Regions from separate parts of the Homo sapiens genome. Here region 1 is linked to region 2. Evidence: chromatin loops called from intact Hi-C (ENCODE). Cell type or tissue: dorsolateral prefrontal cortex. All regions are shown on one strand. Links, peaks and the distances in the headings refer to the core of each region. The heading gives the core; the rest is flanking DNA. Region 1 overlaps LINC02774 (long intergenic non-protein coding RNA 2774). Region 2 overlaps LINC02774 (long intergenic non-protein coding RNA 2774).

Region 1 (10,278 bases), core at 2,249-7,248, 75 kb after region 2:
AAAAGAAGAAGATTTCACAACAACTTGAAATGTTTTATTGTTACTGAGAGTGTTTATGGTTACTATTACTCACCACTGGAAAAACATTCAATTCTGTATTTATTAATCCTAAACCAATGATATTAACACTTCCATTTTCAGACAAGGGAACAAATAAGAATTAAAAATATTTAAAATATTCAAAATGTCTATTTAATACTTCATTGCATATAATTCTGATTCTATTTATTCAGTAACAATCTATTTGGAACAATCAAACTTAGTATGCATTTTTCATAGGATTTCAATTATGAATGTTTATATTTTGGAATTATCCTATCATTTAACTGCTTCTAAGTAGTTTGCTATATTCCCATGTATTCTACTTCTTTTCTTTTCTTTTTTCTTTTTCTTTCTTTTTTTTTTTTTTTTTGAGATGGATTCTCACTCTGTCGCCCAGGCTGGAGAGCAGTGGCACAATCTTGGCTCACTGCAACCTCCACCTCCCAGATTCAAGTGATTCTTGTGCCTCAGCCTCCTGAGTAGCTGGGATTACAGGTGCCCACCACCATGACTCACTAATTTTTGTATTTCTAGTAGAGATGAGGTTTCACCATGTTGGCCAGGCTGGTCTCGAACTCCTGACCTCAGGTAATTCACCCACCTCGGCCTCCCAAAGTGCTAGGATTACAGGCGTGAGCCACCGCGCCTGGCCCATGTAGTCTATTTATGACCACATACTTATTACCAATGATGTGAAGTAAAAAGCAAGTCATGCAATACTGACTATATTGAAATTACCAAACATTTGATAGTCATAGTTGAACTGCCAAGCAATGAATGATACAGCAGTATAGTTAAGTTCATTTAGCCACTAGGATTCCTGCAACAACTGGATCAACCATTTTTAGACTGGTTACATATCAATGAACAGTTGATGAACTTTGGTTGCAAATATGACTAAAATTACCCAGACTACAAATATTTACTCTGATTACTGCAATTGTTAACTGATCATGTATTGATCTAACCTAGTATTCATTGGTTAACCTGCAAATGGCCATGCATATAGATGCACAAAGTGTGTTATAATTTAGTTTTAACCTCCAATGACATATAGGCAAGAAAAATACATGTAAAATGTGCTATGAAAAAATTCCAGATATATGTGTGTGTGTATGGAAAGTTGGTATTGCCCATCGGAAGTTTGCTAATAAAATGAATATCAAAGAATATTTGTTAACAATTGAAGGACTCCCTGGTGATTATACAAAGAGATTGAGATAAAATTAGCAATATCCATATGTGAAAAGAAGCTTGAAAACAGATGAATACAGTCTTAAGCATCAAAAATATATACCAGCTGAACGCATTGAGCAATCTTAGCACCACTAAACATGGGATGACTAGGTATTATTTGCCCCGTAATGTGTTGCAATAGGAAATACACAGCACCAGCTATGAAGTATTCTTGCCTAAAAAATTGAACTTGAATCCCAACAAGCCTAGAGATCTAAATACCAATTCACAGGAAATACAGGAGATGAAAGACCAGGTTAAATGTCTTTACAAGCCAACAACGGGCCAAACTCAGAATGCAAGGCACTCTATGGACAAATGACCTGGTTTATCTAACTAATCAGTAACAATGAAAAAAAGAGAGAAAATAAACCATAGAGCCATTATCAGAACCTCGTTTGGGTCCTGATTTGAACAAACAAACTGTACAAATGTACCACTGAGACAAACAGAGGACTCTGAGGCTAGACTAGGAATTAGATGATGTTGAAGAAATATTATTCTGGGTTGTTGTGTGTTTTTAATTGCCCTTGCCTATTAAAAATGAACATTGAAGTATTTCAGGGTAAAATGACATTTCAAATTTACTTTAAAACACTCCAGGAAAGTGGGGAGAAAATATGTGTGTGGATGGCAGGGAGAAAGATGAGACAAAGTTAGCAAAATGTTAGTAATGGTTAAACCTACGTGATGGGTACCTGAGTCTGTCTACTATCTACTTCTTTAGTATGTTTTACATTTTTTCACACTGAAACATTTTTAAATGAGTAAATGAATCTACACTCCATTTAATTGTTTATTTACATAACACGGTGATAGATATCAGCACAGTAGTTTAGGGGAATAGATGGCAGCTTAAATCTTGATTTGCCTGCAAGTTCTAAATCATGAATCTTCAGTAAGTTCAATTTTAAACTGTAGTGAAACAATAGCCCAATAATCTCCATACAGGACTACTCTGGTTTTCATTAAAAACAAAACAAAAAACACCGAATTCTTACCTATCTCTCTTTTCCTCTTTTCCCACTTCCAGCAGACTCACAAGAATGAGTTGCTTTACAGCTACATCATTGTGTCTTCATAACCATCCCACAGCCCTCCTGGTGGGGCAAGGGAGGGAAAACAGTGCCTTAGCACAAACAGGCTCATTGCTAACATGCCTAGGGGCTATGTCTGATCCATGAATTGATGCTTTTCATTCAAAAAAGAGCTGGGGCGGGGGTCTTGCTAGGGGTCTGTAGCTGGTGCATCAGGAGAATGCAGAGAAAGCGGAAGAAGATGAGGTCTTAAAATTAATATATAAATTTCCCTTTAATTTTGTTTTGCTTTTGTAGATGGTTTTATTTTAGGTAAATAGGCTTTACTTTACCACCTCTCCAACACAGTTATTTTTTAAGCCTAGGAAAAAAAATGTATTCCAGTTTACCATGGGCAGAAAAGACAAGCTGCCCCATATGAAGGTGCCCCCGTTCACATCCCGTTGCCATAAATCCCAGCTCACATAGTACTCAAAAGCCCTCCAGGGATAGCAGAGAGGTGTAATGCAGAGCAACCATTCGAAGGGTGGAAGAAAAGCACATCCTGATGTCTTGGAGCTAAGAGAAGGAAAAGGATATTTACACAAGATGAGACACCAATACATTGGGAAGTTCAATGTGCTTAGAAATAGACAGTGGCTGGGACAAGTATAGGGGAATCAAATTGCTCCAACAGATTGCATGTTTCATGCTTAATTTTCATTTAATTCCTGAAGACAGCAGGCGCTCAAGGGAATGACCCACCCTCATCCTCAATCTTCAGAAAAACTTTTGCTGACCCCTCAAACATCAAGGCCTAGAAATATCCTTATTTGCTGCCTTGGATTGGTCATCTTCCATAAAGTACTTATTGATGAGGAGAAACGTTCATTTGAGATTCAGCCACAGAGTAGTGTTTCAGACCAAGGAAGATGTACAGGGTGGACATGTCCAGCCTCTTCCTCTGAACTGATTTATCTCTCATCATCTTTGTGCCCTGAGGGAACAGGAAGCCCTCTCACCACCTCCTCCATCTCCTAGTTGATCTATGTCACAAAAGTACAATTAACAAATTAATGTATCTGTTTTAAGCAGAAACATTTCTGTCAGCTCAGTCAAGAAATGAAGTAAAGTTAAGTGATAGAACTGAAGTTCTGAATAACAAGAATAGTTTTGTTGGGTTCAACATGAGGTTATAACAAAGTAGAAGTAATGGAGAAACTACAATCAGATATGTTTAAATGCCTTTAACTTATTGGGTTTTTTAATTAAATAAGGTAATATATGCAGGGCCAACTGGAAATAAAGACAGCATGTTGCTAATGGTCAAGAACTGGACACCAGGGAGAATTAATTAACCCTTAATGTAGTGGTTCCCCAAAAGTCTCCAAATACATCTAAAACATTCACTGTGCTGCAATGATCATGAATAGAAGCTGATTTATGGTGCTGATTTAGTTCAATATTAACTGGAAAATCTAAATAATTATGAATTTCCTTGGGGACATAGAGTAGGTGACATCCAACCAGTTTTTCTCATTTATAATTTCCCTTGGGGGAAAGAAGCTAGCTAAAATATATGTATAAAATTTAAGACTTTAAGGAAGACTGAGGCCTGATTTGTTTTGTTTCTTCCTAAGAGAAGTTTAGTTATTATTAGTGAGGGTGATTTTTTTAAAATTCTGAATATTGATATTTCATAGACCATAGGTTCATTTTTTCAACAAGAATTTGTGGGGTACCTACCATGTTCAAGAGCATGTGCTTCTAGATTTAAGAACCCAATATTTAATCCCCCTTGTTTAGTTTTTATTATTTTTAACAAGGTAATCGCTTTTAGCCTTCCTGTGACATGACTAGACTTTAGTGACAATAAAAATATTAGAATAATAATTTCTAGCCACTAACAAAAAAGTTGCTTTGTTCTTTCAACTTTACATCTGATATTAAATGTCATTGCCCAAAAGATTATACTATATTGTATTTTTATTCAAGCCCAACTTACAGCATTTTAGAGGAAATTAGAGCCAAGTCCCATTGGTATTTGAAAGTGGCAATATCATGATTTCTCCATATTTTGTATTCCAGCATTTTTTCTCTTTTCCCAACCTGTTCTGTAGACAGGTTTCCAATTTTGTACCACATCTTCAAGTGTGATTCTACAGAAAGTTTTATATAATTGGGGAATACTCATGATATTTCAGAAACAAATAACCCTCTAAGTTGATAACAAATAAATTTTGGTTTAAATGCAAAGTGTACTTTCATTTCCAAAAATCTGACCTTTATTTTTCACAAAACTCCTATGAAGAAGTCCCATTCATGAATTTTATCTATATCATAACAAAAATATCTAATTGCCTCTTCTATGAAATCTGTATTTATCAATTATGGCTTTCTCGGGGAAATTCTAATTTGCAAAAATGCTCCATATTCCAAGCTTTAACAGTTGGAGGTGGATGTCCTTAAGGATGGAGGGGAAAAAAGTTCTTTTTTAAATGGCACATTTACTAATTATAAAATGCTCTTATCTCTCTGCAGCCAAAGCCAAAATGAACATGTGCCTTGTACTAAGAAATCCCAGGATTGTCACAACTTGTGCCAGCTGTTGAGGTTGTGACACCTGTGCCAGCATCGCCAGCTCTGCCCACTGTCATCTGTTCCAACTGTTCCATCTGCACTGTTTGTACCAATTCTCCCATTTCTGCATCTGCACCTTCTGCAGAAACGTTTCCAACAATGCCAGCTGTGTCATTGGTGCCAAATATGCCAGATGTTCTATTTGTCCACCCTGGGCCAAATCAATGCAGTTTTGTGCTCATTAGTTTTAGCTGGTAGATTCTATTTTACAATTTTTTGATTTGTATTTTGATTGAATCCAGGCAAAATCCCCCTTTCAAAGATTTTGTGTCTATCTATCCATCTCTTTGCAACCCCAACTTTATATCTGACAACATGAAGTTGGTCAATGTTATTCCGATCTTATTAAACCAGCCCAATATTAAGTGTGGTAGGGCATTTCCTACCGTGTAAGACTATATATCGCAAAAGCCATGCAACATAGGGATAAGTTGGCAAAGTAATTAAAAAAGAATACACTTGGTTCTGATAAACAAATTGAGAATGCTCAGAAATCAATATGTTGAGCTGATTAGAGTCATCTATGGCATAATGTCCTATTAAGCTGCCTGTTTATTGGTCTTTTAATTGACGGAGTTATACATGTGGATTAATGTTTATGTTACAGACTCCCATTTTCTGGGTTCTGCTCTAGAGAGTATTAACCAAGGGTGCACACGGGTGGTAGGGCCAGACCTCCTGCCCTTGCTGTTTCCTGGTAGAACTAAGCAAGCTCAAAATCTGGTCCTCCGGCTTGAAGCTAGCTTCTCTCTCCTCTCCCAAATGTCAACTCTGCTGCTGCCAGCACAAGCCATTCTTATTCATATGCTCTTCCAGCTTTACAGTTGAAAAAAAAAGGTACTTTCATACTCACAACCCTAATATTCTCCGTCACCACACACCAAAAAATAGCGTTTTTTTCTTTTCCTTTCTCATTCAGGGAAGTCTTTTTAAGGCATCCTAACATTCATCTCTGAATTTTAACCCAAATTCTTTCTTCTCAAATCATTTGCAGATGTGGAGGCTGAGCCCGGCGTTTGCCATTTGAAAAGCAATGGCTTACCAGGAATGCGGGGTCCAGAGGACACGAGGCTACCTCCTATTTGCCCACCCTGGATCATTTAACTTGGCTCTTTCCAATAGTGAAAGTTGCATCCATACACTAATGCTTGAAAGTGTTAATGATAACATTCTTGACAATGGATAATAAGTCAGCTTACAATCATGTCCAAAGATTTGCACGCGGTCTATGTATGTGATGACACACAGTGAAGAAATTATCTCAACAACTTCATTAGGTTTTCCAAATCCACACAGAAAACACTAAGTTTCAGACAGGCGCTGGCTCATGCCTGTAATCCCAACACTTTGGGAGACCGAGGCGGGTGGATCACCTGAGGTCAGGAGTTTGAGACCAGCCTGACCAAAATGGAGAAACCCTGTCTCTACTAAAAATACAAAAATTAGCCAGGCATGGTGGCACTGCCTGTAATCCCAGTTACTGGGGAGGCTGAGGCAGGAGAATAGCTTGAACCCAGGAGGCAGAGGTTGCAGTGACCTGAGATCGGGCCATTGCACTCCAGCCTGGGTGACAGAGTAAGACTCTGAAAAAAAAAAAAAAAAAAAAAGAAAACACTGTTTCCACAGTGAATCCCCAAGTTCCTCTAAAACGAATGAATTTATCAAGGTCTTTGGCTAAAAAATCCCGGTGATATCTTATCTTCCCAAACAAAGGTCCGTATGCTGAGGTGCCAGGCCCATGTGGCAACTGTCTCAGCATGTGCCAGTAGTCTTGTATGAGTCCAGCACCTTCCACTCAATCATACTCTTCCTTTATAGGGTCACTTATTCTTTCTTTTTCCTTTTTTTTTTTATTTTTCTTTTTATTTTTTTTGAGATGGAGTTTCACTCTTGTTGCCCAGGCTGGCATGCAGTGGTGCGATCTCAGCTCACTGCAACCTCCGCCTCCCGGGTTCAAGTGATTCTCCTGCCTCAGCCTCCCGAATAGCTGGGATTACAGGCACCTGCCACCACGCCTGGCTAATTTTGTATTTTTAGTAGAGACGGGGCTTCTCCATGTTGGTCAGACTGCTCTCAAACTCTGGACCTCAGGCGATCTGCCCGCCTCAGCCTTCCGAAGTGCTAGGATTACAGGTATGAGCCACCGCGCCCAGTCTCCGATTATTTCTTAATATACCAAGTCCTTCACTCTTCTCTCCAAGTTTTACCTGTTTCTGATCCTTTCACTTTGAACCTTTTCCTAATCTTCTCTGAATACGTAGAGGAGATTGACTAAATATCACTTAATTGAATTGGTGGCTCTCTATCAAAATGTGTCCAGCTCCTAACTTGAGAGATCCCATCTGAGCCTGCTGACCCTACTTCTAGAAATGCCACAGACGTTTCTATTCTAATTCCCTGCAGTACAAGATGCCAGGAGGCAACATCCTTATTTAGGATTAAAATAATTTGTAACTCGTTGGGAGGGCACCCTGTGCCTTCTTAGTACATTTTAATTAATATAACTTCTGCTCCCTGCTGACAAAGATGTTTCCGATGGTGTTTGGGTCCAACATATTCACCGCCTTCATTGATGTGAGTCACTTGAATCCTTGCAGGAATCCACAAACTTCCTGGTTTCATGGAAAATAGAGAATTGCGTGTTAGAAGTGCCAGGTAGGCATACAGAGCTGAGAATGTTCTTCTTCATCTATCTGGCCCCTTTTATATAAGCTCTTAATATGGTGACCATGAGAACCTTCCAATTTGCAGATAAAATAGAAAATCACACATTTTCAGGTTCCAGTGCAAAGCAGAAAAAGGCCCTGAATGTTTATAGAAATGTGAGATCATTATGTTTAGCTTCCCCTTTTAGATAGTTGTTTTTCTAGAGTGAGTAAGTCACCATGGAGAAAAGACTGTCTATTGATCCTCTGGACATCTGGAGTAAACAGAGAACCTTAGTCCTCTTAAATTTCTCAAGTACTGTTCTACCTGCTTCCCCAATCTCACTGTCCACACTTTCAAATCTGGAAAAGAATGGAAAATCTTAGCTTCTTCATTGCATCATTATTGGGTGTATTAGTATACTATAAATATCATTCTTTGAATCACAAGTATAGTAGCAGCTCTATATTAACATTCGTGAAAATAATGTAAAATGTATTCATTAAAATAGTGTCAGCACAACAACTTACACTGGGTACCATGATCCAGCTGCTACTTCAGTTACCATGTGCTTCAGTTCAGTACTTCAGCTCATTTTCATCATTTTCTCACTCATTTCTATACTGTTATTTTTTAAGGAAAATGACACTATTTGACTCACTAAAGTTCTAAGATTTGCATTTGACTCCTAAATGGAAGTCCTCAAACTCCAATGCTGATGTACATAGATAAACTCTCTACCTCTAGAAATGAAACCTATCAAAATGTAGAAGATTCTCCAGATGTTTTTAATAAGGAAAAGAATGTAGAAGACTTTGAAGGAACAGAAACCGAGGTTAATAGAAAACAAAGTAGGGTAAGGACAGACAAAGAATAAATCACTGCACCAAATCAGTAAGATACATGGGCAGAAGTGGAATGTCCTGGTTAAATGAAACAGAGATCAGAGATCATTAGGAATGAATGACTCACAAAGTTACTGAACCATCGAGTAGAAAGGAGTTGTAGAAAAGCACTAATCCAACCAGAAATCTGAGATCCTGAAAGGTTAAGTGATGTATCCAAGCTCACATAGGCTCATTAATGGCAAATCAAGCCTCGAAAGCCTCTCTTTGTGCCTTAGTTTCTTGATCTGTAGTGCAGGGATGACAATAATAGTACCTAACCCATACAGTTGTTGTGAAGATTACATGAGTTAATGGGAGTAAAGCACTTAGACTAGGGTCTGACAGATTGTAAACACTGTGTGTTAGCTATCATCATCATCATCATCAGGATATTTCAACCTGTGTGATTTAACTTCTCTAGGATCCTACTAACTGAATCTTGCAAATCTCAGCATCAATTTAAAGTCCTACTTTTGTCCTAGCTACTCAGAAGGCTGAGGCAGGAGGATGGCTTGAGCCCAGGAGTTCGAGGCTGCAGTGAGCTATGATGGCACCACTGCACTCCAGCCTGAGCGACAGAGTGAGACCTTGTTTCTAAAAAATATTAAAACTAAATAAAGTCCTACTTTTATCTTGGGCTATAGGATCATCTTATTTGCATAGTTTTATTCTGACCATCAAATTTTGCATTATGAACAAAGAAGTTGGAATCTGAGTCTGGAAGTAAGCAATGGCCCCACCACTCGATTTCCTGTGTACTCTCTGGCACAGGACGCAGACATCCAGCCGACGGAGGGGACTCAGAACTGTCCAAGTTAATGGAAGGAAGCAAAGTCACAATGAATCTAGACTGAGAAACAACACAACAACAGTATTATCTGGCTTTAGAAAGAAAGCACACTCTCCATCAGTAGCACCCTCGCGGGTGCCCAGGAAGATACTTCTCAGTTACCTCTTCTGTGCCGGTCACGGGTATGTGGGTTCTTGCTGAGCAATAGAAAGAACGAGGCCACAGGGATTCCAGGAAAAATAAAACAAAAAACAAAAAAACTCCACTCAAAATGGAATGAGTTAACCATGTTGAGAAATTAGGAGGAGAAGACAGAAAAGAAATTATAGTAGCATATCATAAAAATAATGTCTCATAATTGCAAAGCACTTTATACTTCCCAGTTGTTTACTATGAGCTTCTGATTCTAGGCTTCAGTATTTGCTAGCACACTAGAATCCCCTGGGTGGGCAGCCTCTGAAAAGTAGAATGCCAGACCAATTGACTCACAATCTCTTAGGGATGAAGACCACGTATCTGTGTTTGTCAGAAGCTCGCCAGGCTATTCTGATGCACCCAGAGGGTTAAGAAACCACTTTTCTAAGCTTGGTCTCTTCATGAGAGCAGCCTCCAAACAGATAAATTTCAATGCACTTAAATTAATTATTTAGAACTTCAGAAGTTTGAACTCCAAACATGAAATGTTGCTTCATTGAAAAGGTTGAATTAAATTGGATTAACTTTTCCTTTCTAGGCTCCTGTTCTCAGATTTTTCTTGCTTCATCTGAATCCATTCAAGTTGGACTGAATCTCAAAAGCTAGAGATAGAACATTAGCTCCTGAGTTAGCTCCATATGCTCCTGTAGGAGTCTGCATCTCTGTTAACCTTGTTACAACTCAAGATCCATTACAACAAGTCTTATGATACGTGATGATACAGACGGAAACGTGTTAGAGAGGTGGGCCACTGCACTGGTATTCAGCGCTATCACAAACATACAGTGATACCTAAACCTCATTCATAGCATCAAAGTAGGAATCC
Region 2 (10,278 bases), core at 3,233-8,232:
CACTCTGAAATCAAAAGAAAAAACTCCATTGTTTTTAAACAAATTAGAATCTGCCATGCTTTGAAAACACATAGTCATTTGGGTGTTTATCCTTGAGGATACATCCATGATCTCAATCGAACCACATAAACAAGCTAAAAATATAATGAAAGGAATTATTCCTGACTTTTCAAGTGTAGCTTCAACTACAGACATATGCTATTGGTGGATATAAACGAAGATACCTCCAAGCAAGAAATGTTTTCCCTTTCTGTAGGTCCTATTAAGACAGTAGGGTCCTAGTAGCAGTAAATTTGGTGCAGAGGAACTGATAAAATTATATATTTGGGTGCATCCGGTGACTATGAGAGAGAAAAGATTATATTTTCATTTGCATGGTTTGCTGGGTTTTATTTGGCAGATATAATAACACAGGCTACGCAGAACCCATAAAACAAAGTGAGAACAGCAGCTCATTTGGTGGCAGAATGTAATGGTTGTAGCTAAAGGGCTTACATAATTCATCTCAAACCCTTATGCCTTTATTTATTGTTGTTTAAATGAAAATTAAACTCTTACGGCCATAAGGAGGGATCTGGTCAGACATTTGATTGAGATCCCTTCTTCTTACATAGCTTCTGAGATGATCAGTCTGTGACATTTACAAACAGCTACAGAAATATTCTAGAATGAACATACTTTACCTAAGCATGCTAGGATGTCATTCTTCAAATCCTGCTTTCCTAAACAACTCTAAAACTCCCACAGAATGAGAGTGAGTGGAGAGGGAGGCCCTGTTTGTCATTCTGCCTTGGAATTTCTAGTTCAACTCAGGGCAGTTGTAGGCTATGGTTAAGAGTTAATGTTTAGTATCAGATAATATTTGGTATAATACTTTAGCAGGAGGTGGGGACTAGAGGAACAACACAAAGGAAGGACTGAGGCATGTGATATTGGCCCAGACCACTTCACACAAGTATAATGTCTTTTAGTATTATTTAAAGTATTCATATTATATCATATTGTTAAAAGAATATTTTTAAGGTCATGTTTTTTTATCACTTTATTCTTATGTTAGAAGAGTGGAAATTTTGACTGTCAACTGTGCATACTCTATGGATTTTGCTATTTGGGGGGAGGAATTTTTTTTTTTTTTAGAGACTCAGACTTGAAATATAGTTTGTTAAAGAGAAATCTGTACTGTATTATTAAATGTACATCTGGATAAGTTTTAAAATATCAATGATTATCACACCAATTTAGAGAAAATGGAATGATGTGGCTTAAAACAGGTGTGTAAAATATCATTACATTTTTATTTTCTGCAGATCTCATGGAGGTAACTAACAGATATAATATTAATATATAAACATATAATGTTAATTAAAGTTAATATTAATGCTAGATACAAAAGTTTAGTATTATGGGGCTATTGGAATATTTGGAATTAAATTAGTCTTAAAAGTGATAAATTAACTCTTAATCATTTTTTTAAATGACCAACATACCCTCTCTATACAAGTTAAATAGGTATGAAAATAAATAAATACATATGCCCTAAATTTTATCCGCCATGAGCAAATACACATGTGGCTATTTTGGAAACTGGGTTATCTCTTTTGATTTTAGAACTTCTTCATTATTTTTAGGTAAGTCAATATGGATATTAAAGTGATTAGCTCAAACTTTCCAAATTTGAAAATTTTATGCCATTCAGGCTATTACTGTATACATACATGAACCAATTTTGGAAGGAAAGAGAAATACAACAAGAAAGTTATTTTAAACCATAATTTAATGCAAGTAAATAACTCATTTTCTAAATAATGAGATAATTGACAGAATTCATTCTGCTTTGGTAGTAAGCCCAAGCAGTTTGTGTGCATGAAAAAGAGAGAGAGAAAGCATGAGAAAGAGAGAAAGAGGAAGCAAAGCTTTAATTGTATATTCCTCAAGTTTAATAGGAATAAACTATGAGCAAAAAAAAATCAAGGAACATTAAAAATCAAATAGACTACTATACATTTCCACTTGAAACAAAAATGTTCTTTTCATATATGATAGTCTTGCATATTTACTCTGCTCAGGGAGATGTTTCTTAGCTAGCTCATATTCATCTTTCAATCAGCTGGTTTGATGGCCTTCCACAGGCTGCAGGGAAGATCTGACAAGTGGAAAGAAAAAAAGGCAAGCAAACCCTGATGAAGAGAATTTCAGAAAGAAAGAAAAGAAAAGATCCAAAGGGTTGGGGGGAAGAATGGAAGAAACCAAATAAAATTAGACAATGTTTTAGAAATAAAACAATTATACTAGTTTTCAGTTAGTTCATTTTCCCCCATGCATATTTTGTTTAACTGGAAATGTGTTCTATTATTTTAACTTTTTAAAAAATCTGCCTTCACTAAACTAAAAGCAAGGGACCTAATACGTGATAAAGATGAATATTCAGTAGCTAAAATCTTGATAGCCAAAGGAGGCTGTGCTACTGGCTGTCCCTCCACGAAGAAGTCTGTGGACTTCTGAAGCAAGAGAGTACCAAGAGAACAAATATTTGTTTTCTTTCAAAGACAATCCAGCATGAGGAAGCATCGCTTTCAGAATCGCCTATTATCTTATCAAGGCAACTAGATGTTAGTTTGGTCAGAGTGAATATCCAGCTTCTATTATGCTGAATGAGAGAATGGAATGATTTCTGTTTCACCCCCACCTTCAAGCCACATATCTCCAAAGCTCACCTCCAGCCCAAATGTTTTTCTTTATGCTTTTTACTTCTGAGTTCTTAAAGCGTGTTATTACTATTATTTATTTTTAGTGTTGCAATCTCCAGCAGTCCTTATTTTCACTCAAAATTACAATACAGGGGACTATGGCCAATGCTATGCAGATGGCCAAATAGATAATAAAGACTCAGTTCATGAATAATATCCACTCAGAAAGAGGACAAAAGCAACAGGAAAAAAGAGCCCAAATTGGACAAAATGTGCGTGCTATATTTAAAAAAAAACACACGCGATCATTGTCAGAGATCATTAAGGGTGCCCTGTAGTTTTAATTATATGCCAGTGGCACCAATTTGATGTGACTGTTTGCTCTTATAGTCAATAAAAAAAGTCATAACTGCCATCAAATTTAAATTTAATTTATTTTCTACACAGCCTTTTCTGTTTTCCTTGTTTTTTTTTCTTTTATAACATGAACACTTTTTTGTTAAAAAATGTGTGAAAGATTAATTTGTAGAATGAGGGTGCACAGCACAGGACAGATGGAGCGGGTGGGACATGACAGTTTTCGTCTGTGGCATCATTTTGTTGTTGCTATTGCAAGTGAGCAAAATAAAGCTACTGCTACCGCGATCATTTTTTGGGGGGCCCCTCAGAGAAGGTGTGTGGCTTTTCCCTCTTGCTGGGCCCTGCTGTTTGGGGACGCAGCCACCCTCTACCCTCCACAGCCAGCCGACTTATGAACAGTGTTCATAAGCCCGAGAGCACTTTAATTGTAAAATTGCATTTCTATACAATTGCACCCGACTTTTGTATAAAGCAGAATGAAACACACTTTTTCTTGGTAAGCTGACTGTGTTGAAATGAATTAATGATCTATTCTCTCTGAGATCCTGTAATGTAAACCCAAACGCATGAAACTCTAGATGCAGAAAAGAATTAATTTTTTTTTTTGGCACAAGACAAACATTCTCACATTCAAGGGGATTTTTTTTTAATTTATCAAAAATGACGACGTGCAAGTTTCAATTTTTTGCTTTGGAACAGCCCTAATTTACACATAAGTATTGTAGGAGTTTGCTATTGTAAAGGTTCTTATTGAAGAATAAAGCAATTACCACAGAAAATCACTGTCATATGGCACACACAGACATTCCGAGAAAAAGTAAAACTTTGAGAAGAAGGAAAAGGGGAATTCAGGACAGCATGTGGGAGGGAAGATGGGAGTTCTTTTTATGCACAAAGAGATCCATTAACAATATCTTTATCAGTTTCCTTCTTCCTTGTTAACTGAACCAACTTCCAGTGCCCAGAATATGCGAACGTGATTGCAAATAAATGACTGGGGTGGCAGGGGGATGAGTGAGTGCACATGAAGAGGGTTGGTGGTTAATTCATGGCAAGACACGATTTGCCTGAAAACAAAACCCAAAAAACCTTTGCCTCAAACTAGTTCAGCTTTTATAGTGAGGCAAGGTGGTCTGCAACAATATGTCAGCAGCCACGAATCCCCCACGATTCTTAATTCTCCTACAGTCACGAGGCCGCCTCGGCCTGGACATCAGTGGTTTCTTGTGGATAGGGTATTTGGTATTCCAGTCATTTTATATGATAACGTTATTTTCCGAATTAGACTGTAGGCCTTCCCAGGGAGGGATTGTGTCTCCGAGCAGAGCACGCTGTATAAAGCGGTGCTCCCCAAACGTGCGTTGTTTGGCAAAGCGGCTCTGTGGGGACCCTGGATACCGATCATCAGGGCCATGCTGATGATTCGAATCATGGCATCGTGATTCGAATCATGGGCTTTGGGGGCAGACCATGTGCAGTTGGCGTCAGGTTGCCCCTCGCTATGTAGCTGTACTTTAACTTAGGCAAGCCTTAGTTTGCACTTCCGTAAAAACAGGCATGACGATGATAGCATGCTCTTTAATTATAGGGTTAGTGGGAAATTAAGAGATAGTCCTTTGTGAAGCGTTTAGACAGTGTAAAATGTAAACCATTTAGCCCTAGTTTTCTAGAGGTCACTTTTTGGATGCTTCCAACACCTGATCGCTGAATGTACTGAAAATCCTAAATCTTTGGTATGAAACGTTCCTTATTCTGTTATATTAGGGGGGTAGTAGCATGGACAAATACAATGTTGGAGTGTACCCAGATAGGTGGGTGGGGAATGAGGGAGAAGGATAGATACGATTTTAAAACAAAATAATATAATATTACATGGGGGTGGGGCATGGTCCTTGATGTCATAGAAAATAGGGAGGAAATTTGGTGTATGTATTATGTGCCTGTGAAATAGAGTACACAGGAAACATGATAAAGAAAGGTATCTACCACACATCCAATGTAAAGAGAGTTATCTGTTTTATATTTATTCTAACAGAATGTCTCCACAATTCTATAAAGTAGGAGGCACTATAGAAATGGAAGGTATTAGCAAGTTCTTGCGATTCGCTCAAACACATGCACTGACATAAACAGACTCAGAATAGGGAATATCCATCTCTAAGTCCAATGCGATGAGCACAATACTTGCCGTGCTTACATTGAAACAATAGCAGAGCGTGTTATACTGACACATGCATGTAATTACTTACAGCCATGAATCACTTAATGACAGGTATACGTGCTGAGAAATGCATCGTTAGGCAATTTTGTCATCGTGTAAACAACATAGACTGCACTCACACAGACCTAGATGCGATAACCTACTACACACCTAGGCTATAAGGTGTAGTAGCCTGTTGCTCCTAGACTAAAAATCTGTGCAGCTTGTTACTACGCTGAATAGCGTAAGCAATTGTAACACAATGGTAAGTGTCTGTGTTTCTAAACATAAAAAAAAGTACAGTAAAAATAAGGAATAAAAGATATAAAATGGCGCACCAGTATAGGAGACGTACCATGAATGGAGCTTGCAGGACTGGAAGTTGCTCTGGGTGAGTCAGTGGGTGAGGGCAGGTCAATGCGAAGGCCTAGAACGTCACTGTCCACTACTGTAGACCTTCTGTGAACATGGTACGTACACTTAGGCTACACTAAATTTATTTAAAAATTTTTTTTCACTAGTAAATTAACCTTAGCTTACAGTCACTTTTTTACTTTGTAAACTTTTCAATTTTTTAAAAACTTTTTGTCTCTTTTGGGATAACACTTAGCTTAAAACATAAACATATTTATTGTACAGCTGTACAAAAAATATTTCTATCCATATTCTATGAGCTTTTTTCTATTTTTAAAATTCGTTTTTTACTTTTTAAACTTTTTTGTGAAACGCTGAGATGCAAAGACACACATTAACCTAGGTCTACACAGGGTCAGGATCATCCATGTCACATCATCTTTCACTGGAAGGTCTTCGGGGCAGTAACACACGTGGAGCTGTCATCTCCTGTGATAACGGTGCCTTCTTCTAGAACACCTACTGAAGGACTGACCTGAGGCTGTTTTGCAGTTAACTTTTTTTTAAAAAAATAAGTAGAAGGAGTACACTCTAAAATATAATAATAAAAGTATAGTGTAGTAAAAACATAAATCAATGACATCGTTGTTTAGTATCATTATCAAGTATTATTTATTGTACATAAATGCATGTACTGTACTTTTATACAACTGATAGCACAGGTAGGTTTGTTTATACCGACATCACTGGAAAAATGTGTAATGCATTGTGCTATGATGGTACAATGGCTGTGTCACTAAGTGATAGGAAGTTTTTAGCTCATAATCCTATGGGACCATCATATTTGCAGTTCATTGGTGACCAAAACATCATTAGGTGGCACATGACTGTATTTCTATGCATGCTGATACACAAAATGTAAAGTATCCTTATTTTTCTTTTGCCATCAGGTAAAGTTACATTTATGCCCAAAACACTGGAGAATAGTTAATTCACTGACTACAGAGGAATTCTGATGGGCTAAGACTAGGGTGAAAATGGCAAGCTCTATATGTTACATATGTTTAAGTGTAAACAAAGAAGTGTATACATGAACACATGTGTGTGTCTAAAATTGCATTTTGTATACGCTAATTTTTCCCTCACAGTAGGAAGCTTGCAGTTATTAACTGTAGCAAAGTCTTCTGGTCCCCTACCCCAATAGCTGTTCTCCCCTTCTTCTTTAGTGACAAAACTCTCAAGTACATGACTGCCCCCAAGTAAAGCTTTCCCAGCTTTCTTTGCAGCTAGATAGCTCCCTATGACAAATTCTGGACAATGAAATGCACGTGGAAGTGTTTTGTGCAGTTTACAGGAAGCTTCCTTAAAAGACCATGAATATGCCTTTTGACCCTTTCTTCTTGGTTGCTTTCTATTGTCTGGAATATGGACGTGATGGCTGGAGCTTGGGCTGACATGATGGACCACAAGGATGAGAGCCACATTATAAGGAGGCTGGAGAGGAGAGCTGGAGGAAGTTTCTTAATTTAATGACTTCCTAAAATTACCATACCAGCCCAGGACTGCATCCTTCCCAACTTCGTTTCCATAATAAATAAATCAAGGTTGGTGGAGATATACATTGGTGCAGCCATTATGGAAAACTGTATGGCAGGGTGGGGGGGTTCCTAAAAAAATTAAAATAACACTAATATATGATCCAGCACTCCTATTCCTGGGTTACATCTAAAGGAAATGAAGTCAGTATGTTGAAGAGATATCTGCACTCTCATATTCATTGCAGCACTATTCACAATAGTCCGGGTATGGAATCAATCTAAGTGTCCATCGACAGGTGAATAGATAAGGAAAACATGGTATATGTACAACGGAATACTAGTCAGCGTTTAAAAAGGAGATCCTGTCATTTGTGACATGGATGAACTGAAAGGCTGTCATGCTAAGTGAAATAAGGCAGACACAGAAAGACAGATGCTGCGTGATCTCACTTATATGTGGACTCTAAAAAGTTGAACTCATAGAAGCAGAGAATGGAATGGCAGTTACCAGGGGTGAGGAGAATGAGGAGATGCTGATCAAAGGGCAGAAAGGTTTATTTCTGAGGATAGACTAGCCCAATGTGTTCTGGTTGGCGGGGAGAAGAATGTGGGACCCTCTTCCATGCAATTATTCAGAGACCAATCTTTTTCCATCTCGGCCACCGGAGACTCCAATCATCTTCCATATATGGCCTCCCAAGTCCCCACAGAATAGAAATAGATATCACATAGGATTATACAAGGAGATTTAACATGGTCCATGCCTAGGGTGGCATTTGACGCTTCTACCAACAAGCTATTGGCCAGAACTCTGTTGTATGGCCCAAAATTAACTGCAAGAGAGTCTGAGAAATTTAGTCTAGCTGTATTCCCAGAAAGAACAAACAAGAGCATAGCCTTCTCTTACCTAGTAAATAAACAGAAAATATAGTTTCCAATATCCCTGTTTTAAATTTATTTTCTAAAGGCCCACTTAACAAGGTCCACATGCTCAAGGATACAACTCACTATGTCACAAAATCGTCTTCTTATGTCATCTTAATATTGAAGCATCTAAGACTCAGACATTTCTAATAATGGAAGATGAGCCTCCAGAAATGGTGTGGCTTTGATCTCAAGCCCTGGCCAGCTACTGTTCTTCTTATTCCTACTGTTGCCCTTCTTCCTTGTTTGTGTGCTTTCCCATGATGAGGCATAATTTTTGAACATCTATAGAGGACGTTAAGGAAAGCTTCCATAGGGCTTTATATCCCAGCACTTTGGGAGGCTGAGGCGGCTGGATCATGAGGTCAGGAGATTGAGTCCATCCTGGCTAACATGGTGAAACCCCGTCTCTACTAAAAATACAAAAAATTAGCCGGGCGTGGTGGCGGGCGCCTGTAGTTCCAGCTACTCGGGAGGCTGAGGCAGGAGAATGGCGTGAACCCGGGAGGCGGAGCTTGCAGTCAGCCGTGATTGCGCCACTGCACTCCAGCCTGGGTGACAGAGTGAGACTCCGTCTCAAAAAAAAAAAAAAAAAAAAAAAAAAAAAGAGGCAGGGCATGGTGGCTCACGCTCATAATTTCTCTATTCAGAGTTCAGCATCATTGTCAAGTATTATTTGGGAGGCTGAGGCAGGAGGATCACTTGAGGCTAAGAGTTTGAGACCAGCCTGGGCAACATAGCAAGACCCCATCTCTACAAAAAATTTTTTTAAAAAATTAATTAGCCGGGCATAGTGGTGCACACTTGAGGTCCCAGCTACTTGGGAGGCTGATACAGGAGCATCACTTGAGCCTGGGAGATACAGGCTGCAGTGAGTGCTGATTGCACCACTGCACTACAGTCTGGGAGACAGAGCAAGACCCTGTCTCAAAAAAAAATTCACTTAACTTGTAGTCTGGGAGCATATTGCTAGAGATAACAATGGATCATTGAGGCAGATAGAGCTTTTTCATTTCCTTTTATACTACTGTTGTGTATTTTATAGGCTATTGTTATAAAAAGCTACCTGATACTTGGGCAAAATAAGATCATTTAGGGTATTTTTTTTAACAGGGTGAGACACTTCAAAAACAGACAGTCAGACAGACAGATATATAGATAGAATTCTATTTTCCTCCAAAAAATCAATCACGATGGTTTTATTGAACCAACGTTTCCCACAAATTCTGGACAATTACCAAAGACAATCCATTTCAGGAAACATGATTGAGATAAAAATGATAGATGCAAAAGGAATAATGTTTAAAATTCCATTTCGGCTTAATAATGAGTTTGTGGCCTGCATCATAAGGCAAGTTATTATCCATCACATTTTATCATGAGACTCTTTCTTGCATTTTTATAAAAATTTTACAGCCTCTATTTTCAGAACTGTCCAGAAGATGTTGTTACTGTTCACTGTTGTTTCCTTTGATGGTTTGATTTTTGAAGTTCAGCTTTTTTTCAGAGTTTTGAGGCATATGATAGGCAGAAGGTAAATTTTAGGAGATTTGTCTATTTCTTAGGGGGAAAATGAAGCAAGATTTAACTCTTTGGCTTGTTCACTGGAAATACAAAAATGAATTTAAAATTTTTCTATTAACTAAAATCTGAAGTATTGATGTTTATTTAGGGTACAAGAGGAAATTGTACAAAAATACTTTTCTAAAACCAGGAAACAATTTGAAGTTAAAAATGAAAAGACTTTTGATTTGTTTTTGGTATGTTTCAAGGAAGCCCCATTTGGGGGTTATTTGGGTTTAGAATAACTGGGGTCACATGTCTAACAGTCCTGGCACGTAGCAGGCACTGAAATAGTTTTTGAACCACGAATGTGAATGACGAGGACCCCGCAGGACTGGGAGAAGAAGATCACCAAGAGGGAGACTTGAGAGGCGGGGCGTGGTCTTCGTTTCTGGTAAAGAATGAGAGGTTGCCTGAGAATGCCTAGCCCTGCAGCCCACAGGGAGCCCTAGCATCTCTAAAGAGATGTAGAGGATAAAGTTCCTAACATGTAATTATTCCACTCTCGTCTACCATAAGGAAATCACCAAGTATCTGCCAGAGGTTTGTGGCTTAGAGAAGGAGGAGGGATTGCTCAGCTGCCTGACCGTGGCTCTGAGCTGTAGGAAAACCATCAGGAATTCTTCAGCCCTCCTGTGCCTTCTGGTATGGA

The links. A loop is a pair of places that touch in the nucleus more often than their neighbours do. Peaks named below come from ENCODE experiments on the same cell type or tissue, not always from the same donor. Only the 100,000 strongest peaks of a DNase experiment are listed, where the experiment ranks them.
Region 1: it touches region 2 in a loop (2.1-fold over the local background); 4 of 110 quality-filtered maps call a loop at or near these places.

The regions. Positions count from the first base shown.
Region 1 is chr1:243,954,873-243,965,150 of GRCh38, reverse strand. The region is part of intron 1 of LINC02774 (long intergenic non-protein coding RNA 2774); the gene reads right to left. It overlaps LOC105373258 (a long non-coding RNA gene), which reads left to right. Exons shown (of 3, transcript XR_949337.2): 3 at 4,836-5,034. Among named protein-coding and RNA genes, the nearest start is that of LINC02774, 43 kb to the right of the region's middle. In dorsolateral prefrontal cortex, for the core only: no CTCF peak of the experiment used is centred there; a DNase peak (open chromatin) is centred at 4,964; H3K27ac peaks cover 403 bases.
Region 2 is chr1:244,030,605-244,040,882 of GRCh38, reverse strand. The region is part of intron 8 of LINC02774 (long intergenic non-protein coding RNA 2774); the gene reads right to left. Among named protein-coding and RNA genes, the nearest start is that of ZBTB18, 16 kb to the left of the region's middle. In dorsolateral prefrontal cortex, for the core only: no CTCF peak of the experiment used is centred there; no DNase peak of the experiment used is centred there.